3 separate regions of the Homo sapiens genome follow, and regions 1 and 2 are each linked to region 3. A link is a loop called in an ENCODE intact Hi-C map of the cell type or tissue named here. Cell type or tissue: heart right ventricle. All regions are shown on one strand.

Region 1 (8,000 bases), 210 kb after region 3:
TGTTGAGTTGATGGTAGTGCTGGTCCCTGAGCTAAGGAATGCCAAAATTGTGAGATGAGAGGAGAGAAGATTATTTTAATTTCAGGCCTATTGAGTTTGAGGTGCCTATGGGATGTCCAAACAGAAATGGATACCACTGTATTTGGGCTTATTGCTTTAGAATGCAGATAAAAGATAAGAACTTGAAGCTGATTTGATAGTCTTTGCATACAGAAACCACTAATATAGAGATCTGTTAAGGTGATTGTGTATCTCAGAGTTTATAAACTCATGAGCCTATGATGCCATAGGTGTAACTAGGCTGTAATTAGTGGGGTCTAAGTGCAGATATATTCGTTAATGTAAGTTGTAAGGATTGTAACAAACTGAAGATCTCGCCTTCTCAGTTCCAGCCATTTGTTACCACATGATAACACTGGCCCAGTATGTCAGGATCTTCTGATTTTTCAAGAGAAACCAAGAATCTGAATTTTTATGTAAAAGGTTGACCCAAAACTCTTTTAGGTGTATGTTTGTGTATGTGTGTCTGGATCCCTCCAGACAATTTTCTAGGCATTTGAAATATACCTGTGTGAACAAGAACAAAGCCACTCTTTATAATCTTATAATCCAGAAGAATATGGAATTATTGATTATTGAATTCTTTTAAGAGGTAGGAGAATAAGGGTGAGAGATTGACCTTAAATATTATTAAAGACAGTCTTTCATTATGGAGAGTTGTAAAGGAAGTCTGGATGAATATATAGATGCAGGGGGCACTGTTGTAGGCTCATTTGGTCCTCTCAGGTAGCAAATTGTAATCCATAGTGTAGGATCAGAAGACACAAAGGCTGAGGAAAGACTACTAGCTCCTAGACTTTTAAGGAATGGGCAGAGGAAGGGAAACCAATAAGCTACCAACAGTGTAAGAGAAGATCAGAGCAGGATATCACAAAAGCTGGGGTAAGAGAATATTTCCAGAAAGAGAAAGTGATTAAAAGTGCCACATATTGGCCGGGCATGGTGGCTCACGCCTGTAATCCCAGCACTTTGGGAGGCCGAGGCAGGCGGATCACAATATCAGGAGATTGAGACCATCCTGGCTAACAGGGTGAAACCCCGTCTCTACTGAAAATACAAAAAAATTAGCCGGGCGTGGTGGCAGGTGCCTGTAGTCCCAGCTACTCGGGAGGCTGAGGCAGGAGAATGGCGTGAACCTGGGAGGCGGAGCTTGCAGTGAGCCTAGATGGTGCCACGGCACTCCATCCTGGGCAACAGAGTGAGACTGTCTCAAAAAAAGAATAAATAAATAAAAATTAAATTAAATTTTAAAAAGTGCCACATACCCACAAAGGTCAAGAAAAACAGTCATAAATTGTCCATTTATTTATATTGAAGGTTATTCATTATCTTGGTGAGAACAGCTTCTAAATAGAGATGAGAATAGGTATTAAAGTAGATTGAGACTGAATGGAAAGGGTAAAACAAGAGACAGAGTATATCTAACAGCCTGATTAGCCTTATTTCTATTCAACAAACCAATTAGTCACTCTCCTACTTCCAGGTATGTACATTGCTCTTCTCTCTGCCTGGAACAGTTTCCTCCAAGTATCTACATGGCTTGCTCCTTGGCCCTTCTCCAGGTCCACATCATTTGACAAGGCCTTCCCTGAATATGCTTTTTAAATTGCAAACATCCCCACCCCACTACCGTGGTGCCCAGTTCATCCTTCCCTATTTTATTTTTCTCTGCAGCACTTATTCCCTCCTAATATATAATTTTCTTACCTGTTGTATTTATTGTTTTTGTTTTTCCGCTAGAAACAAAGCTCTATGGTAGGAGGAATTTTCAGATATTTCATTCTTAGGTTCAATTCATTGCTGTATGTCTAGCACCTACAATTGTAACTGCAGCATTGTGATGCTCAGCAAGTGTTTGTTAAATTAAACAATTCAGGAGACTTGGCTGTTATGGCAAGGGGATGTAGCAGTAGCTAGAGGAGAGTGTGAAGGAGAGCACTTTCTTTTTAACAGTAGTGTAAACTTGAGCATATTTAAATGGAGCATGGGAAGGAGATCAGAGTAGGAACAGCCCCACATCTATTCATTCAAATAAATAAAATTTCTGAGCGCATTCTATGGGCCAGAGAATTTTCTAGGCATTTGAAATATACCTGTAAACAAGAACAAAGCCATTCTTTATAATCTTATAATCCAGAAGAATATGGAATTATTGATTATTGAATTCTTTTAAGAGGTAGGAGAATAAGGGTGAGAGATTGACCTTAAATATTAGTAAAGACAGTCTTTCATTATGGAGAGTTGTAAAGGAAGTCTGGATGAATGTATAGATGCAGGTAATTTTACCCTGAACCATCTAATTCTTTCTTGCTTTTTCTCTTGCACAGTAGCATAACCAGGGATAGAAATATATTCTGGATTAAATAGGTTTTCTGGTGTCTTAAAGTATAACCCAGATACTTTTATCTTAACACAAAGCAGAAACTCCAGATAAGAACATGTCGTGAACCTGAAGCCCTGTATTATAGTAGCTAGCAGAACCACTCCCAATATTCTTAGATTTGGCATTGGCAGCATATCCTTTCTTTTCCTAAAGTACTAACTCTACTACTCTCCTAAGAAAATTATTTCACATCTCGTCTCTACTCAGATCTCCAGCTTTTCCTTATTCTTGTACTTAGCTAATGGCCTTGCTTCCTAAAAATCAGAAGAGAACATCTATTCTCTTTCACCACCATAGCTACTAACTTGTCTGCATCAGAGTAGAGTATCACAAAAACTGGGGGAGGAGGATATTTCAAGAAAGAGAAAGTGATTAAAAGTGCCAAATATTGCTGGGCACGGTGGCTCACGCCTGTAATCCCAGCACTTTGGGAGGCTGAGGCGGGGGGATCACGAGGTCAGGAGATCGAGACCATTCTGGCTAACATGGAGAAACCCCGTCTCTACTAAAAATACAAAAAATTACGGGCGGGCGCCTGTAGTCCCAGCTACTCGGGAGGCTGAGGCAGGAGAATGGCGTGAACCCGGGAGGAGCCGAGATCACACCACTGCACTCCAGCCTGGGTGACAGAGCAAGACTCCATCTCAAAAAAAAAAAAAAAGTGCCAAATATTGAGAAAGGTCACAAAAAAGTCATAAATTGTCCATTGTATTTATTTTGAAGGCTACTCATTATCTTGGTGAGAATAGCTTCTAAGTAGAGAATAGTACCTATAAACCCTGCCTTCCTTCTGATGATGTAAATGGACATCATGAGCTAACGCTCTTATCTAATGCTAGTCCCTCGATCCTATCTCTTCCTGCCTACTTAAGAATATGACTTGGTCGGGTGTGGTGACTCATGCCCGTAATCCCAGCAATTTGGGAGGCCCAGGTGGGTGGATCACTTGGGTCAAGAGTTCGCTACCAGCCTGGCTAACACGGTGAAACCCCGTCTCTACTAAAAATGCAAAAATTAGCCGGGCATGGTGGCACATGCCTGTAGTCCCAGCTGCTTGGAAGGCTGAGGCAGGAGAATCGCTTGAACCTGGGAGGCGAAGATTGCAGTGTGCCGAGATTGCGCCATTGCACTCCAGCCTGGGCGACAGAGACTGAGTCTCCAAAAAAAATTATGATTCCAACAATTCTCTTATCTTTTCTACATCAATTTTTACCTTTTTGTAGTCATTATCATTGTTATGTAAACATATTTAGATATCTCCTCTAAAAACAACCCTCTTACACCGGGCGTGGTGGCTCACGCCTGTAATCCCAGCACTTTGGGAGGCCAAGGCGGGTGGATTCCCTGAGGTCGGGAGTTCAAGACCAGCCTGACCAACATGGAGAAACCCCATCTGTACTAAAAATACAAAATTAGCTGGGCGTGGTGGCACATGCCTGTAATCCCAACTACTCGGGAGGCTGAGGCAGGGGAATTGCTTCAACCCAGGAGGCGGAGTTTGCAGTGAGCCAAGATCACACCATTGCGCTCCAGCCTGGGCAACAAGAGCGAAACTGCGTCTTTTAACTACATTATCTACATGGTAGCCACCATCCCACTTTTCTTTTTTTTATAGCCAACTTACTTGAAAAGTGACATACCAGGTATCTTCCACCGTCTTCTTTCATTCTCTCTTGAGCTCACTCCAGTCATACTTTTGCATTCATCATGCTAACAGAACAACTCTTCTCAAGGTCAGTGGGGTCTTCCTAATAGTGACTTCTCAGTTCTCACCTTATTTCATAGCAGGATTTGACTTAGTTGATTACTCTCTTGAGAAAATGTCTTCATTTGGCTTCTGTGACACCACATGCTGTATTTTCCTTATTGAACTGGCTACTCTTTCTCAGCCTCCTTTGTTCCTTTTTCCATTCTAATTGCTGAGACCGTTAAAAGTTTGGAGTGCTCAAGGGATTACTCCCTACTTGTTCTCATCCAGCCTTGTGGCTTTAAATGGTGTCAGAGTCCAAGTACATCCTCCCTTGAATTCCAGACTTACGTATCCAGCTGTCTAATTGACATCTCTGCTTGAGTGTTAAGCACCCCACATTTAACGTGTCCAGAAAAACTTCCTGATTCCCTGACCTTGCGAACTGCTCCTTCCTGTCTTCCTCATTTCAGTCCTGAACAATTCTGTTATTCCTAGTTGTTTAAGTGAAAAATTTAGAGTCATCCTAGACTCTTCTTTTTTTCTTACACTCTAAATGCAGTCCACCAACAAATTTTCCCAGTGTTAACTAAAAATTATGTATAGACTCTAATCACTTCTCACCACTTGTACCATTTACTGACCTGGTCCAAACTGCCATCATCTCCAATCTTGATTATTTCAGTAGTCTCCTAACTGGTATCCCAGCTTCTGCCATTGTCCCCCTACTGTCTGATCTTAATACAGCAGCCAGAATGATCTTTCTAAAACACCAGAGTACCAGAATAAAAGTCAAAGTCCTTGTATTGCCTTGGAAAGCCTTACAGTATCTGTTGTTCTCTTCCCCCTACTTTTCTTCTACTGTTGTCTTAGCAGAGAGGCCTCCTTGATCAACCTGTAATAAAAGTGATCATATTCATAACTTTCCATATTTTATCTTGTATTATTCTCTGTGGCATACTATATAGCACTTGTTCATTTTTTAAATTGCCTGTACGGCCCCACTAATGCATGCTCCCTGAGGGCAGGAACTTTGTTACTGCTGTGTCTCTTTATTTATTTATTTATTTATTTATTTATTTATTTATTTATTTATTTATTTATTTTTGAGACGGAGTCTTGCACTGTCACCTCAGCCTCCCAAGTAGCCGGGATTACAGGCACACACCACCACACCTGGCTAATTTTTTGTATTTTTAGTAGAGATGGGGTTCCACTACGTTGGCAGACTGGTCTCCAACTCCTGACCTCATGATCTGCCCGCCTCAGCCTCCCAAAGGGCTGGGATTATGGGGGTGAGCCACTGCTTCCGGCCTGCTGTATCTCTTAATTCCTAGAACAGCGTGATGCATAGTAAACATAGTGTAGTACTTAGTAAACCTTCAAGTAAATAGCTGTTGGGTGAATTAATGAATTTTCTGTGTGTATGTGTGTGTGTGTGTGTGTGTGTGTGTGTGTGTGTGTGTATGTTTACTATATGTCTCCCTCTTGAGGCTTCAGGCAGAAAATTTGAATTGTAATACTCACTAGAAAATAGGAGGTGGAAGTTACTCATTCAGAACATATTTATTGAGCACCTACTCTGTTCAGGGAATACAGTAGTGACTAAGAGAGCTTATCCAAGAGAGGCTCTTTGAGAAGAGTAGGCAAACTGGAGTTGTCTTGGTCTGAATGTCAGTTCTGAAATGTTTTAGTATCATTTCCAGGGAGCATTCTCAGATTAGTTTGTAGTGATTTGCAAATCTCTTATAAGTTTTCATAATCTCATTTAATTTCAGAGCTGGAAGGGACTAGTTTAACCATCTCATTTTACAGATTTGATGAAACTGAACTGCAGGAAGTGTAAGGGACTTGCCCAGTGTCTCTACTCAATTAGTTAATGATAAAACAGAGATAAAGTTCTGGGTCTAGCCTGCTGATTAACAAGTCAATGACTTTTCCACTATGCCACGCTGCCTTCCATTCCAAATCTGCAAGAAATTTCTTTTCAAAAGCAGACTATTTGCTATTGCTTTATGACCTTTTTTAGTTAAGCACAATATGGGATAGAAAACTAAATAGTTCTTTTATAATTTTTCAACATGTGAGAGGTTAAATTCATTACTTTTATAGAAAGTTTGCAATGGATTTAAATTTATTTTAAGCAATAAAATAATTCTTTTTATCATTTAAAGTTAATTGTGTTTTTAAGAATATGATTAAGTTGGAAGGATGAACTGAATTTGTTTACATCAGTTTCTCTTAAAAAATTGTTGCAGAGAAACTCTTGCTACTCAGTTGGATCTAGCAGAAACAAAAGCTGAGTCTGAGCAGTTGGCGCGAGGCCTTCTGGAAGAACAGTATTTTGAATTGACGCAAGAAAGCAAGAAAGCTGCTTCAAGAAATAGACAAGAGATTACAGATAAAGATCACACTGTTAGTCGGGTAAGTGTGATAGTCAGGTAAGTTATATAAAATTTATTTAAATCACAATAGGTCACATCTTAAAATATTAGGGTAAGTGTGTGTGCAAGTGTATTTACTTCTATGTTAATACATAGTGGTCATTCTGTACTCATGTATAAAATAGTTTGTATAATACCAAACATTTGTTAATTATTGAAATTCTTGTTCAAGATATTGGGCTTTTGTTTGTATAGGCACAGAACCAATGCAATATTGGGCTGTTTTTCTGGCTGTAGATCTTATTAGTTATATTTCATATGAAGTAATGGCTTAGCTTAAATTCATTTGTTGTTCTCTTAATACATTGCAACTGATTTTATGGGCCAGAATTCTGTGAAATATAGAGAAACCATTTGGGAATGAGGAATTCTTGGGATAATATATAAATCCATTATAAGAAAACCAATACTCCAAACAATTACCTATTCCTGAGGTTTATACTGTAATCTATATAGAATCATGCGACTAAAAAGAGGAGTTAGATTTTTCTTGTAAAGCCACTATCAGTCACTCTGGGTTCCAGTTTTGCCCCTAAGAAGTTATATGGTCTTGGCAAAGTTGGCTTTAACTTCTCTAAGCCTCAGATTTCTCATCTATAAAATAGAAATAGTAATATCTCTTCCACATGATTGTTATGAGGATTAAATAAGACAGTAGACATAGAATGATTAATATAACATATAACAAGTAATGATTATATATTACTAAAAGTAATCTATAAATAAATGTTTTTATTATCGTTTTCATCATCAATATTCAGATAAAGATATTGAAGTCCAGAAAAAGTATGACTTGCTCGGGGTCACATACTAGGTTAATCGCAGAGCTAGAACTAAATACAAATTTCTTAGTTTGCAATCTAGTTATCTTGCCATTACATATGCCCCCCTTTTGTTCATACATATATCTATATGCATACAATGAAATAATTTTTGGATGCTGTTAACTACTTTTAAATATTTTTGATGTAATTACATATTTTAAGCTGGAAACCAGACATTTGCTGTAGTTCAGCAGTGTCTGACCTGTCTTTATCTAGCAGTATATTTAAAGGTTACTGCCTGAAATACGAGAATAGCAAAGAGGCTGGAGCTTAAACTTTTGTGTGCTTTGTTTAGCTTGAAGAAGCAAACAGCATGCTAACCAAAGATATTGAAATATTAAGAAGAGAGAATGAAGAGCTAACAGAGAAAATGAAGAAGGCAGAGGAAGGTATGTAGAATTTTTAAAAAATCATCATGTTAAATCAAATTCAGTGATTTATCTTTACCTATGTTGTGTTAGGTTTCTAAGATACCTGTTTTCATATATTAAGTAACTTCTGTAGCCTTAAGAATTATCTTAATGAAGTTACTGAAAGTTACTATGTAATGTATACTTATTTGAATAATTAAAGACATTGTTAGTTTGAAATGCAGAAATTAA
Region 2 (8,000 bases), 130 kb after region 3:
GTGTTTTCCCCAAGTATCTGTGGCAGAAAAGAAGTGTCAGGCATCAGAAGATAAATCTTTGCTCCTAATATTAGACTAAAATGCTGTAGAACAGTAAGCTTTATAAACAGGAAGCAGCTTACATAGCCGTGTGGAGGGGGGAAAGTGTCTTGTAATATAGGAAATAAAAATTTTTTTAAAACATTACTTCTGATAATTAAAGTCTTGACATTAGCTACTTGGAATAATTTGGCAGAAGAGAAGAAATAAAAATAACTGAAACAGTAAGGCTAAATTATTTAGCAAGTATTAAAAGCACTTAGTAAATTGTTCTGTGAAACCTTGAGCTTTAAATGTTAACAAAAGGTTCATTATTTTCCCTTTTCAATTTTAAAGGTAAGGCATAAATCCACCAGGAAGGTATATGCTATGAAGCTTCTCAGCAAATTTGAAATGATAAAGAGATCTGATTCTGCTTTTTTCTGGGAAGAAAGGGACATCATGGCTTTTGCCAACAGTCCTTGGGTTGTTCAGGTATGACTTTGCTACTCTTTCATTATTGCTGCATTAGTTTGTAACTAAACATGTCTGAGAAGCTTAGTTTGTGTTTTAGAATAGTAGTAGAGAATTTACTGGCAGTTACAAAATTGTCTAATTACCTTTTAAATCTTAAAATTTAATTGTATTGAATCATTTCTAGCAAGAAAGGCTAGAACAAAATAACCATGCTTCTGTAGAATTTATATATAGGAAATTTAATTTAAATGTAGAATTTGTGCTGGGCGTGATGGCTCATGCCTGTTATCTGAATACTTTGGGAGGACAAGGCGGGAGGATAGCTTGAGCCCAGGGGTTTGAGACCAGCCTGGACAACATAGTGACACCTATCTCTACAAAAAATTAAAAAAATTATTGAGGCATGGTGGTACACGCCTGTGGTTCCAGCTACTGGGGAGGCTGAAGCAGGAGGATTACTTGAGTCCAGGAGGTCGAGGCTATAGTGAGCCGTGTTCACATCACTGCACTCCAGCCTGGGCAACAGAGTGAGACCCTGTCTCAAAAATAAAAATAATAAATATAAAATTTAAATACAGAATTTTAAATTAGATATTTTTAAATACAGAAGATATAGAAAACTTAATCTACTTAGATTTGAGGGAAGTCGTATATTATTAAAATTTAAATAGATACTTTTAGTTAATATTGAATTTTTTTCCCCAAACATGAGGCTCTCATTTTGTTTAGCTGTCTCCTCATTTATCTGTCTCTTATTTTGTGAAGAGGAGATAATAAGAGAAATGAAGGGAAAGTGAGAGGAAACCAAGTTAAGCTAGGTCACCAAATAATACTTGTCTTTCGGTTTTCAGTGGAAAGAAAAACTAGAAGTCAGTAGTTTTAGGTCCTCGTCTTGATTGCCATAGGCCTTTCTCTGAAGCTGTGGCCATGTTACTTAACATCTCTGGGCCACAATTTCCTTGTTCATAAGTCTGAAAGTTGTCTTTGATTGGTTATGTTCAATTGTGGAGGTACCTTAGGCAAAATCATGGGGTCAAGTGGGGTTTTGGGTAGATTATAATTCTGAGTTTTCTCTCTGCTTTTATGAGTTCAGCTTCATGTTTTATCTGTCTTATGTATTGGGATCCTTAATGCAAAATGTCATACGGGGGAAGTTAAACTGGGCTAGACCATTTCTAATTTTCTAACATGTTTTTGTGATTTATTTATAATATATAATGAAGTCTGTCCTTAAAAAGCATACCAGTAATTGGAATTAAAAGGATATGAAAAATGTTGAAGGTTTATGCCATAGCACTTTTTTTTTTTTTTTGAGACGGAGTCTCGCTCTGTCGCCCAGGCCGGAGTGCAATGGTGCGATCTCGGCTCACTGCAAGCAAGCTCTGCCCCCTGAGTTCACGCCATTCTCCTGCCTCAGCCTCCCGAGTAGCTGGGACGACAGGTGCCTGCCACCACGCCCGGCTATTATTTTTTGTATTTTTAGTAGAGACGGGTTTCACTGTGTTAGCCAGCATGGTCTCGATCTCCTGACCTCGTGATCCGCCTGCCTCGGCCTCCCAAAGTGCTGGGATTACAGGTGTGAGCCACCGTGCCCGGTCACCATAGTACTTTTAAACTTGAAATGTCTATGTTTTTACCAACTATGTAGATCAGAGTTTCTCAGGCTTAATACTATTGACATTTTGGGCCAGATAATTCTTTGTTGTTGGGGGCTATCCTTTATATTATTTCAGTTACTAATGTGTTTATTTAGGATGTTTGGCAGCATTCCTGGCCTCTACACAGGGGATGCTAGTAGTGACTCTTCCCACCTCACACACAGTTGTGACAACCAAAAATGTTTTCACCACTAGTTAACAACCACTGATACATGAACGTTCAGTGTCTGTTAGTGAAAAAATATGTGACATAATTGTTACTTTCAGGGCTATTTACAATTTAGGTATTCAGAGCTTTATTTCTCTGGATATATTGTCTATAAATAGGGTGAAACTGTCACCAAATTAACAGTATTTCTTTATGGGGCCCAAATGACAAATTATATACTTTAATCTGGGATAGTCATGAAATGCCACTTTGTTTCTTATCCTTCTCTCTTCCCCCAAAATACATTTTTTACATTAAAATAACTGAGTCTGGGCCGGGTGTGGTGGCCCCCATGCTTGTAATCTGAGCACTTTGAGAGGCTGAGACAGGAAGATCACTTGAGGGCAGGAGTTCAAGACTGGCTCCCAATCTCTACAAAAAAACAAAAAATCAAAACAAAGTAACTGAATCTATAACTAAAATTATTAAACACAGTTGAAAAAAATGAAACATTAAGAAGATTTTAAGACAAACATCTGGGTAAATTAGAGATCATCTTCTCTAGGGCTTGTTTTTTTTAGTTTAATTCTAAACTTCTTGTATTTACTTAAAATGTTATTTTATAAATTTGCCCTTCTTTTTATTTGATCCCCAGTCACATAATATATTTATGCCTGATATCCTCGCTAATTTCACATTAGTGGATTTTGCTGTTACTATTTGAACCCTAGCTGCTGCCTTCCTCCTACTTCTGTGTTAGCTATTACTGCTCCTCCTCCTGACTGCTGTCATTTGTTGAGCATCTGTTGCACTAAGTGCTTTCTATATTCAGTAATCTTTTTTAACAACCCTCAACCCTGAAAGACAGTTAATCTGTTAGGTGCACTGTTACTTTATGGATTAGTTTATGATTTGGTTCATTAAGCCTTTATTAAGCAATTGCTAACCGCCAGGCATCTGGATACTTGACTAAGCAGCAGGTATAAAAGTTAAACGAAGTATAGTCCTTACAGTGTTTTAGAAGAGATTATAGTCTCATAGACTCGGGTAGGTTAAGCAAATTACTAGTCACACAGCTAATAAGAAACAGCTGAGGCCGGGCGCAGTGGCTCATGCCTGTAATCCCAGCATTTTGGGAGGCCAGGGTGGGCGGATCACGAGGTCAGGAGATCGAGACCATCCTGGCTAACACGGTGAAACCCCATCTCTACTAAAAATGCAAAAAATTAGCCGGGCGTGGTAGCGGGTGCCTGTAGTCCCAGCTCCTCGGGAGGCTGAGGTAGGAGAATGGCGTGAACCTGGGAGGCGGAGCTTGCAGTGAGCCGACATCACGCCACTGCACTCCAGCCTGGGCGACAGAGCGAGACTCCGTCTCAAAAAAAAAAAAAAAAAAAAAAAAAAAAACAGCTGAAACTGTAAGCCAAATTTATCAAAGACTTCTTGAGCATTGTGATATTGATATAAATTTAATAGTAGACCCCACTGATGCACAAGTTAAATTAGAAATACAGTATTTCTTTGCCTAGGAGATTTGTATATTTACTGAAAATATTACAGTTTAAAAAAATTCTCAGTAAAAGAAATTCAAATAGTGTAGAAAATTATGAAGAAAGGATATCTCCATGTAACTCTTCTGAATAATTATGTTATAGTCATTTTGCATATACAAGGGTCTTTGTGGCATTTATGTTTGTCTTTTTTTAAAACTAGACTTGCAACTTCTGTAATTTGATTATTTTACTTAAATCTTTTATTAACATTTTTGCCACTTTTTAAGTGAAACAATTTTGTTTAACATTAATGAATGTGTTTTGTTTGTTTTTTCTATTTGTATAGCTTTTTTATGCATTCCAAGATGATCGTTATCTCTACATGGTGATGGAATACATGCCTGGTGGAGATCTTGTAAACTTAATGAGCAACTATGATGTGCCTGAAAAATGGGCACGATTCTATACTGCAGAAGTAGTTCTTGCATTGGATGCAATCCATTCCATGGGTTTTATTCACAGGTAAAGATAAAAGTGCTTTAAATTTTCTCATTTGTTGAGGGAAATAGCTAAAAATAACTTTAACATTTCTTACTCTCAGTTCACCCATTCTTCTTCCGTATGACATAAGTGACCTTTCAGAACTCAAGACTCTGGCCAGGCGCTGCCTCACGCCTGTAATCCCAGAGCTTTGGGAGGCCGAGGCAGGCAGATCTCTTGAGCTCAGGAGTTTGACACCAGCCTGGACAACATGGTGAAACCCATCTCTACAAAAAAAAAAAAAAAAAACACAGGTGTGGTGGCATGCACCTGTGGTCCCAGCTCCTTGGGAGGCTAAGGTGGGAGGATCGCTTGAGCCTGGGAGCAGAGGTTTCAGTGAGCTGAGATCTAGTCACTGCACTTCAGACTGGGTGACAGAGTGAGATTCTATGTCAGGAAGGGGGGAAAAAAAGAACTCCAAACTTTGAAGTTTATAATTTTAGCATTTCAATTTAATGTTGATATAAATGTATTCTTTAATATCCCTTAATCTGATCATATAGCCTTTAAATGGTGTTCTGAAAAGTAAAACTTGTAAACTAGTTTTCTAAGGTATGTGCCAGGAGTTAAACACTTTGATGTTAATTTTTTAAATATGTAACTTAATTTGCTTTTAATTAGTGAATAGGTCGTATTTATTCATTAGACGAATAGTTTCATTTGTTGTACAAACACTGCTTGAATCCTGTGTGCAGTTGCTGTGCCTACATGTCAGGGATCAAAAATGAAAGTGACTTAGACCCTGCCGTGGGGTTTTTTTATGTACTTACCTATCTAATATGTTTCAATCACCTTTTATGTCTGAGTGTTGTATTTTTGATGGTCTGTCTCTCTCAAATGATTTGATTTTCCCTCTGAAAGAATGAAACTTTTAAAAAAGGAATATATATGTTTTCTTCTGAGGCATTAACATATAAAGAAGTTTCTTTGATGAAATTTAATTTATAGATGTGGATAGAGAACACATACAGATCAAAGATGGCCTTACCTAGATTGAGGATGCTTGACCTAAAATAACTGCCTCATATAATTTTTACAGTGTCTAATCTGTTTCAGAAAATACTGTACTATTTTTTCCCTCCTGCAGAGATGTGAAGCCTGATAACATGCTGCTGGATAAATCTGGACATTTGAAGTTAGCAGATTTTGGTACTTGTATGAAGATGAATAAGGTTAATTAACTAGATTTTAATTTAGTTTTTGCTAATTCAAGGTAGATGCTTCTTTAGAAAATGGTTTAAGAATTCTTTAGAAAATGGTGTAAGAATTTACTAACCATAGCTGGACTTGTCCAGAATTAATATGACCTTATTTGTTGAACTAGATACCATGGTTTCAATGTTGTATTAGTAACTTGTTAGTGATTTATTTTTTCCTCTCTATTTAGGGTAAATATGGATTGCCAGATTTACTAAATCCTTCATAACAACTCTAATATACACTACTGGTAACTAGGAATGGAATTAGCTTAAATGTCACTAAATACTTATGCCAGTGTTAAAATTAGACTTTCATAAAAATTGGATTCCAGTAATGTGTGTATTTTTTAGTGTTTTACTTCAGTTAACATATAAAAGATTTTACTGCTTATTTTAGGAGTGAGTCTTAAAAGATACCTATCCTCACTGTTTATATAATAAATAACATATACACAGCTGTATATGTATATACATATTATGTATATGTATATACATATACATTATGTATATGTATATACATATAATAAATAACATAAATAAATATGTTATTTATATAATAAATAACATATACACAGCTGAAGGAGCTGAAGGAGCTGTGTATATGTTATTCCTTCACTTCATATACACAGTGAAGGAAACACTGCATGAGAACTTCTGTATGAACATTTAGTTATAATGCTGTTTCATTAATACCAGCGAATATAGGTAACAGCTAACAAGTCTCTCAGGTTTGTTGGGGGAGGGCAGTTAAAATTCACATCAAATAGACATTCAGTGTGCTTTACACTATTATGCCCTTTTCCCATACATATGCTTCCCCAGTTTGTATTTGTACAGTCAGCTTTTGTATGTTTCTTTTGTAGTTTCAAACATAGTTAAATAGCTATTTTAGTAGAAAATAATGAAGTCAGTGTTTATACCAATATGTTGTAAAATGCCCTATCCTATGAACTCCCCAGTGTATTTGCACTGGCCTGTGTACTTGTTCTCAGCAGTTAAATGGTTTCATGATATTGGCACAACTTGGGGAATAATAAATGTGGCAGTATGTTTTTCTAGTGAGCATTATTACAAAATAATCACTGGTGTGTGTATATATGTGAATACACATATAATGTGTGTGTATATGCATTCACATGTATACACATACATACATTATATGGTATATATGTATATGGTGTGTATATAGTATGTATATATATGATTAAGCTGTGTTAATTTTTGTCAGGTTTCCATTCAGTTTTAATATATGATATTTTATAGCTCAAAGATTTGGAGTCCCATAGGTAATATTAATAAGAAAGTCATTTTAAATAATTGAGACTTTATATCCTAATTCAAAATTTGACCTGCCGCGCTTTTTAGGAAGGCATGGTACGATGTGATACAGCGGTTGGAACACCTGATTATATTTCCCCTGAAGTATTAAAATCCCAAGGTGGTGATGGTTATTATGGAAGAGAATGTGACTGGTGGTCGGTTGGGGTATTTTTATACGAAATGCTTGTAGGTGAGTAAGGAAGATTTTATGTCTCTCTATTACAGTTGTTCATCTCAAAACTTGCCACTTGGCTCTTTCTAATATATTTATTATATTAAGCAATCTTGATTTTATTTGTGGGTAATAAACATGATCCAAACCTGCTTCGTATGTGTTTTTAAAAGCATTTAGAGGCTTAGAGCAACTTTGTGATGTGTTCTTTTATATATTAGGTGTATGTTTTTAGTTTAATACATACCTAATAATCTTTTTAAACGGGTAACTTTGACTCTTCCTTTGAAACTGACTTTTTAAAAATGTATTTCATTTTGCTTTTGTTTTCTTTATCAATTTTTCAGGTGATACACCTTTTTATGCAGATTCTTTGGTTGGAACTTACAGTAAAATTATGAACCATAAAAATTCACTTACCTTTCCTGATGATAATGACATATCAAAAGAAGCAAAAAACCTTATTTGTGCCTTCCTTACTGACAGGTAAATAATTTTAAAACTGAGCCTGTATTAATTCTGAGGACTTCTCATCTTCTGCTCCATTTTTAAGGTCCATATCTGAGCTTCTACATGTAAATTGTTAGAATATAAATGACAGTGAAACCTGATGTAATTTTATGATATTCTAGATGTCTTTTGTAGATCTCAACTCACTTATCATACCTAAGAAATTGTGATAATAATACAGTCTTGGCTGATGGCTAAACTAGATGACTTTTTTCTTTTATTGTTCAATTTTTAACTTGGTTAATTATAAAAATTACTGTGTATTTTACTGAATCTAAAAAAATTTTTTAACATAACATCTCTGAAATTAGAGTACATCTCACAGTCAATGGTATGAGTTGGGAGCATCCTTTTTCATAGTGGTATAAAAACGGTGATACACCTTATACTTTAAACCATTTTAGATTTGATGATGTATGGTATATGGTTGTTGAAAGAGTCAATAGTATAAAGCCATTTTTAAAAGTA
Region 3 (8,000 bases):
TTCTGAAATCGAGATTTTATTGAAGTTTAGAAAGAGAATGGAAAGAGATCTTATTTAAGACCCACTAACTAGTGGATTCTATAGGATACTTGGAGTTCACCCAAGGGATTCTCATCAATAATTGAGGAAGAGAACTTTGCAATGGGAGCTCAGAATTGTTGACATTACAGGTGCTGTCGATAACCCACTTCTCACTCTCAGGTTTTTAGAGAAGAGGACCCCAAATGGGTCTCTTGGTCTGTTTATTCAGTTCTTTCATCTCTACCACAGTTACTCTAGGTAGTTCCAGAATAGCCTCACTCTTTACTCAGAATCACCGTTCCCAACACTCAGATTGATGCAGTCTGGCCCACTCTCCAGACTTCTGCGCTCAGGAGGATTCCCCTAAGGGCTTTCACTTTCCTTATCCAGCTCTGGTCATGTCCCTCCCTCCACCCATCCCCACACCTGCTCATCAAATGTGTCCAATCATGAAGAGAGTTCAGTTCCTTTTCCACAGGACTCTTGGAACCCATTCGAATGTGGAAGTATGCCTAGGCACATGTTTAACAGTCCCCAGACATTCCATTTAAAGCAAACATGTGGCTGGGCAAGATGACTCACACCTGTAATCCCAGCACTTTGGGAGGCTGAGCGGGCAGATCACCTGAGGTCAGGAGTTAGAAACCAGCCTGGCCAACATGGTGAAACCCTGTCTCTACTAAAAAATACAAAAATTATCCAGGTATGGTGGCTGGCACCTGTAATCCCAGCTACTCAGGAGGCTGAGGCAGGAGAATTGCTTGAACCTGGGACGTAGAGGTTGCAGTGAGCCGAGATCTTGCCACTGCACTCCAGCCTGGGCGACAGACAGAGACTCTGTCTCAAAAATAAATAAATAAATAAATAAAGCAAATATGTGGTACTTTGGGTCAGATAACTGCCGAGGGTATTACTTCCCACCTCAGAGGCGCCTGGTGTTTTTGGAGTGGCTGCACGGTCAGGGCTATAGTGGGCACCATGGGAGTCGGCTCACAGCCCTGCAGTTCCTCTGGAGTCAGGGTGCTGAGGCAGTGGTGGCAGTGAGGGGGCTGGATGAATCTGCAGAAAAGGCTCTGGGGACAATTTGGATTCCCTTTAACTGGAACAGAGACAAGGTGATGCAGACAGAAAACATTGTATATTTAAGCCTGGTCCCAATATCCCTCCAACCTTCACTGCCTTCAGCGAGGACCATGTTGGAAGCAGGTAGTCCTGAGGACACACGGCTCCAGCTGGAAATAACAAATGTTCAAGTAAAGCTGAAACCTTTTACCTTTCTACTATTGTGCCTTGGGATTTCATAATAATTCTGGATGTTGAAACAGAATAGAAATGTTCTGTTGAGAACTGACAGGGAGGTTTGAAGATATTTGGGTAGTATCTTGGCCTTTGACCTTACCGCAGACTAGAAGTGATGGAAAGAAAAGAGGTACCAGATGATCGGTGAGACAAGATGGCAGTCCCCTCACACCTTTATGAGGTGATCCTGGCCTGTAGAAGCCCAGTTTCTACAGAACTAATGCCACTAGGGGCCTTTGTGATACCCAGTGGAGGCACTGGCTTCTAGTCCTAGTTAATTGGATTCCAAGTGAGCCTCTGGGACCTAGAGAAGTTGTCAGAACTGATGTTTTTTCCTTGTTTGGATAGAATTAGTGATGTCAGAAATATCTCCTCTGTGGACACTTGTAAGCACCTGGATTTCTAGGAGTTCACTCTACCTGAGCACAAGAAAGATTGAGGAAGCCAGATCAGTGGACACACTGGAAAAATTCCTGGAAAATTTGAAGAATGCAGGGATTGAACCAGATGATTACTTCATGAGTCTCTGTGAGAAGAAACTAGAAGAACTCAAAGCTAAGGAGCAGTCAGGAACCCAGACAAGAAAGCCATTCTGGTTTTCATCTCAGAACATGTGTGATATTGGCAGGACGCAGTGGCTAATGTCTGTAATCCCAGCACTTTGGGAGGCCGAGGCAGGCACATCACTTGAGCTCAGGAGCTCGAGACCAGCCTGGCCAACGCGATGAAACCACATCTTTACCAAAACTACAAAAATTAGCCAAGCATGCTGGTGAGTGCCTGTAGTCTCAGCTACTGGGGAGGCTGAGGCAGGAGAATCACTTGAACCCAAGAGGCAGAGGTTGCAGTGAGCTGAGATTGTGCCACTACACTCCAACCTGGGTGACAGGGCAAGGTTCTATCTAAAAAAAAATTAAGTTAAATAAATAAGTAAACAAGAACACATGTGATATCATCTGTAAGGAAGCAGGCACGCCCTCCTTACACTAATATAGTGGCTTTGCTTTTTGCTTTTTTTTTTTTTTTTTTTTTAAAGACATGGGGTCTCAGTCTGTCACCCAGGCCAGAATGGAGTGGTGTGATCATAGCTCACTGCAGCCTCCTACTTCTGGGCTGCTCAAGTGATCCTCCCGCCTCCACTTCCTGAGTAGCTGGTACCACCCACGTGTGCCACCACCCTCAGCTACTAGTGACTTTGCTTTAAATAAATGGTGGAATCCTAAATTTACAATTAAAAATTTCCCTAAAAGATGAAAGATCTACAATTTTTTGGTTGGGTATTTTATAGGACTTGGGAACTAATTGTTGAGGAAGCTATGACACCTGCAGATGGAGGGCTGATCTTGTATGGAGTTAACAGGAGGACCGTGTCCACAGATGACGCTGCATTTGTGTTTCTCTGGATGTGTAGTATTGTGAAGACATTGCTTACTTTTATGCCTCCAAATCATGCATCACCTTTGATGTATCTGTTCATCCTTCTTGAAACTCAGGATTGTACAGTCTGTTCCTCCTGGGACCTGAATTTGTCTTGGAGGTGGCTTTTAGAAATCCTCTATATGTTATCCTGTTGACATGCACTGTGTATTCGTTTCTTCTTTCTCCTCTCCTGAACCTGCTATTCTTCCATTTCTGTCTGTGTAGAAGCACTCAACAACTACAGTTTCTGCTCACTTAATGCATTCTATATATTCGTTCTATACACTGGACTCAGTGCTTGCCACGTATTGTCTCACAATGACCCTCTGAGGTAAATACCGCTATCCCCATTTTATCTGTGAGAAAATTGAGGCTTAGAGAGCTTAATGTCTTGCCCAAGGTTCACCTTTCCAAAGTAGGCATCCACAAAGTATGAGGCAGACAGTTCTAAAGAAGAAAGATAGCTGAGGTTGACTCAAATCTTCTCTCACATGGATGGAAGTTTTTGACTTAGAAATACATACCGATTTCCATGGGTATCTGTGGGCCCCAGGCCTGCTTGGTAAAAGGGGTCTGATTTCTTGTCTGCTGTGTGAGCCAAAGGAAGCTTAACATCCTCTGAACTGAACCTTCCTTCGCTCTTTGGAAGGAGGCGGTCACCACAGGTACTTGGGAGTTAGAGGACAGGACTTTGTAGGGTTGATCCGAGCCCCTGCTTGCCCGAGGCAGCAGTTCTTTCAGTGACCAGACGGTGCCAAATCGATGTTCCTTGCTTTCCAGATGAGCTTTTTGTTTTTAAGATTAAGGAGGCTGAGAAGGGTCTGCCCACAGTCACCAGCTTACGGTTTGCTGGCCTCTGTGCCTGCTTATCTACCTGGGTAGCACTGGGCAGGTGGTGCTTTGAGCCAAAGGTCCAAAGGCCGTTAGCATTTCTGGGGAAAATAGTGGCTGTTTTTCTGAGCCAGATCTCTAGATTTGGGTTTACATGGGGTCCTTTCATGGACTATCCTGAGTATCGGTGGTAAAATGTCTTGGGGCATACAAATTTGTCTGAATCTGACATACCACTGCTATCTTTCCAAGTGGTATTACAAGAAAAAAAATTTTGTGATGTGTTTGTTCTAACAGAAATGCCAAGGCTTTAAGATAAAGATAAGATGATAATGGGAAAAAAGAAAAACAAATATAAAGTCCTTTAGGGAGATGTTTTCATATCTCTCAGGCCAGCCTGACTCAATCTCAACTCCCTTCAGCCAAGATAACTTAATTATACCGTTTATTATTAATAATACAGTTTTATTATTACATGAAGTCCTCATTTTATACTCCTGGTTGCCTAAAATTTGCAGCTATTTTATTTTGCTTTTACATAATTTCATTCTGAGATAAAGAGTTTCTACCAATTTATCACTTATCCAGGAAAAGACTGTATAAAGGAAAAGACTACCATTTGTCCAGAAACAAAGTATGTTCTCTAAAAGAAGTCATCAAATTAAAGCTGAAGTGTGGAAGTAATAACATTGTTATCATGCTTCTCTTTGAAAACAGCTGGTTATCACACTTTAGAAAACCATGGGCCCAATGACTGTCTCAAAAGGAACACAGACCTTTGGCATCATTGTACCGGTGAGTACCTATCCCACCATACGGTGGCTGAGCTAGTGAAATCTATTTATATAACCCTGCTGGTGTTCTTCGTACATGTGTTAAACAATCAAGGTGAAATGGTATTACTATCAAAGATAGTCAACTGAGGAGAGGCAATTATAAGCAGCCAGAATCTGCGAAACAGCTATGACATTCACTCATTTTGCATTCAGGCTTGTTTTTCCGCCATTTCTTTTCCTATATGTGGCTATGCTACCACTAGATGGCAGTGCAATGGCATTCTGGTGGTCTTTAAACGAAGAGCCACGATACTGGCTTCAGGACTTCCCCTCAGCCTGGCTGAAAAGTAGAACTGAGACTTCCATTGCCTTCATCTATCCATCCATCCAACCATCCATCCATCCATCCATCCATCCATCCATCCATCCATCCATCCATCCATCCATCCATCCACTCATTCACCCAACAAATATTCATTGCCTTTAAAAATAACTCTTGATAATTATACAGTTGAGTTTAAAATGATATTGCCAGAATTGTATTAAAGTTGACTGAAAGAGACCAGAGAGAAAATGAACAGATTGAAGTACATTGTTTGTGCACCGTCGGTACAGGGTAGAAGTCCAAAAGTGGGTGCTAGGATGTTTCCAAGCACAAGGGATCAAGCATTAGGTTTGGTCTCAAATCAAGGAGGTAGTAAAGGGCTGAGGGAGCTTTGGGAGCCATTTCTTGGGATGGGATCAGAAATCTAAAGTAATTGAAGGTCAGAGTTTTGGAACCAGAGTAACAGATAGCCACCAGTCAGAAATACGGTGCTGTAAATGAATTTTGGTCGCTGATGTCCTTGTGGATCCAGGCAATTTTGTAGAATTCTCACACATATAGCTGCCAGCAGAGGCAATTTGGTACTCAGCTTGCCAATTCTTAAGCACGTACTATGAGTTTCCTTGTACACAGTCAAGGAGAGAAGCATCTGGTTCCTTTGCTTACATATTTGCTGCTTGTGTACTTCTTTCCTGTTCTGTTGTTTCTAGCCTATATTTCACCTGCATCTGTTAGAAGTTTTAACTTCTTTACGAAGAGAGCTTTATAAGACTACTCCTAAACTAAAAAGGGTCTGGGCATGGTGGCTCACACCTATAATTCCAGCACTTTGGGAGGGCAACATAGCAAGACCCCATCTCTACAAAAAATACTTAAAAATTAGCTGAGCATGGTGGTGCGTGCCTCTAGTCCCAGCTACTTGACAGGCTGAAGTGGGAGGATCACTTGAACCCAAGAAGAGGTTGCAGTGAGCCGTGATCCTGCTACTGCACTCCAGCCTGGGCAACAGAGTAAGACCCTGTCTCTAAAACAAAACAAAACAAAACAAAACAAAACACTACTGAGAGAAGTGGATTATTCTCCCCATCTGACTTCTTCAGTTCAAACTGCCTTCCACCAGAACATTAAAAAGGGCAAAATTTGCTATCCCCTAATGATCAAAAGTATGATTTTATTCTTTCAATATGTAGAGAGAACCACATAAAATTGAGAGGGTAGCTTTGTCGTCTAAGGTAATGGCTTTTAAATCTTTTAGAACCCAAACCTCAATCAGAAATATATATTACTTCACAACTGTGGCGGCCCCTGGCCTGTTTGCTCTCAAATCCTTTCCTATTCTGCTGCAATGTCATGGGTATGCTGATCCCAACAGGCTGTGTTTCTGAGGCTCTCATGTTGTTAAGTGATTACTGGCTGGGTCCTACTGATACGAGGCCCTGCCACAACGCTGGAGAGTGGGAAGAATGGAAAAGCTAGGATGATTCTCCTTGCCTTTCTCTGCCCGAGGTGCATCTCTGACAGTGGCTAAATCTCCTCCCTGGCTCCAGCTCCAGCCAGAAAGGCCCTCCTGTCATTAGATGAGTCCAGTTCTGGGATCTAACCACACTGCCTCCTCTCTTTGTCCCTCTAGTCGAAAAGGATTAGTGGTTTCTGCTGCTGCTAATCTCTGGTTGCCTCACCTTCCCCTATTTGGCTTCTCAGCGTTATCATTTGTGTAACCAGTTTCCTGTATTAAATTCCGTATATTAAAAACAGATCGAATGACGGTTTCTTTTTTGTGACACATTATTATAGTACATATATACATATATATGAAACTGAAACAAATGTTTCATTAACCATATTCCTCTTACTGTGTGCAATGATTTCTTATATTAGTCTATTTTCACTTTATGCATTTATTTTGAGGCAGAATCGCTCTCTGTCGCCCAGGCTGGAGTGCAGTGGTACGATCTCAGCTCACTGCAACCTCCACCTCCCGGGCTCAAGCAATCCTCCCACCTCAGCCTCCCATTTAGCTGGGACCACAGGTGTGTGCCACCATACCTGGCTAAATTTTTTCTACTTTTTGTAGAGACTGGGGTCTCACATATTGCCTAGGCTGATTTCACACTCCTAGGCTGAAACAATCCTCCTATCTTGGCCTTCCAAAGTGCTGGGATTACAGGCATGAGCCCCACAATGGCCAGCCAATTTCACTTTTTTAAAATGCCAGTCACAACCCACTAAATTGAATTCACAACTGACTCACTGATGGATTATATCTTACTAATTTGAAAAACTCTCGCTTTAGAGACTGCATTTATTCATTTACTTTTTTCATAGTCAGGCTTGCTGAGTTATAATCTAGGCACAGTAAAATACTTTTTAGGTGCACAATGTAGGAATCTTGACGAATGTATCCAGAATATTTCCATCATCCTCAAAAGTTCCCTTGTGCTCTTTTGTAGATAACCCCTCCCTCCCTCCCTAGTCCCTAGTAACCACTGATGTGCTTTTGGTCTCTATAGTTTTATCTTTTCCAGAATGTCATATAAATACAATCATATAATATATAGCCTTCTGGCTGGGCACAGTGGCTCATGCCTGTAATCCCAACACTTTGGCAGGCTGAGGTAAGCAGATCACCTAAGGTCAGGAGTTCGAGACAAGCCTGGCCAACATGGCGAAACCCCATCTCTAATAAAAATACAAAAATTAGCCGGGCATGGTGGCTCATGCCTATAGTCCCAGCTACTCAGGAGGCTGAGGCACGAGAATTGCTTGAACCCAGGAGGTGGTGGTTGCAGTGAGCCGAGATCGTGCCACTGCACTCCAGCCTGGGTGACAGAGCAAACCCTGTCTCCAAAATATATATATATACACACAAGTATACATATGTGTGTATATATATATACATATGTGTGTGTGTATATATATGTATATAAATAGCCTTCTGCATCTGGTTTTATTCACTTAGCATAAGGCTTTATATAGTCATCCATTTTATTTTTTTTAAAATTTTTTTATTTTTGAGATGCTCTGTTGCCCAGGCTGGAGTGCAATGGCGCATTCTAGGCTCACTGCAACCTCTGCCTCCTGGTTTCAAGTGATTCTCCTGCCTCAGCCTCCCAAGTAGCTGGGAGTACAGGCACATGCCACCACACCTGGCTAATTTTTGTATTTTTAGTAGAAACAGGGTTTCACCATGTTGGCCAGGCTGGTCTTGAACTCCCAACTTTGTGATCCACCTGCCTCGGCCTTCCAAAGTGCTGGGATTACAGGCGTGAGCCACCGTGCCTGGCCTATAGTCATCTATATTTCTGCATATAAAATTAGTCCATCCCTTT

What was found. Hi-C counts contacts between places; a loop is a spot of excess contacts. Peaks named below come from ENCODE experiments on the same cell type or tissue, not always from the same donor. Only the 100,000 strongest peaks of a DNase experiment are listed, where the experiment ranks them.
Region 1: it touches region 3 in a loop (3-fold over the local background); 37 of 110 quality-filtered maps call a loop at or near these places.
Region 2: a loop joins it to region 3, with 2.9 times the contacts of the local background. A loop is called at or near these places in 16 of 110 quality-filtered maps.

What each region holds. Positions count from the first base shown.
Region 1 is chr18:20,968,902-20,976,901 of GRCh38, reverse strand. ROCK1 (Rho associated coiled-coil containing protein kinase 1) reads left to right here. Exons shown (of 33, transcript NM_005406.3): 23 at 6,389-6,554; 24 at 7,694-7,787. Among named protein-coding and RNA genes, the nearest start is that of ROCK1, 140 kb to the left of the region's middle. In heart right ventricle, a CTCF peak has its summit at 4,842; no DNase peak of the experiment used is centred here.
Region 2 is chr18:21,041,605-21,049,604 of GRCh38, reverse strand. It overlaps ROCK1 (Rho associated coiled-coil containing protein kinase 1), which reads left to right. Exons shown (of 33, transcript NM_005406.3): 4 at 376-513; 5 at 4,138-4,313; 6 at 5,419-5,503; 7 at 6,896-7,040; 8 at 7,370-7,508. Among named protein-coding and RNA genes, the nearest start is that of ROCK1, 66 kb to the left of the region's middle. In heart right ventricle, no CTCF peak of the experiment used is centred here; no DNase peak of the experiment used is centred here; H3K27ac peaks cover 87 bases.
Region 3 is chr18:21,176,416-21,184,415 of GRCh38, reverse strand. LOC107985161 (a long non-coding RNA gene) reads left to right here and starts at 4,083. Exons shown (of 3, transcript XR_001753365.2): 1 at 4,083-4,204; 2 at 4,288-4,365. It also overlaps the pseudogene EXOGP1. In heart right ventricle, a CTCF peak has its summit at 4,597 (motif pointing right); a DNase peak (open chromatin) is centred at 4,625.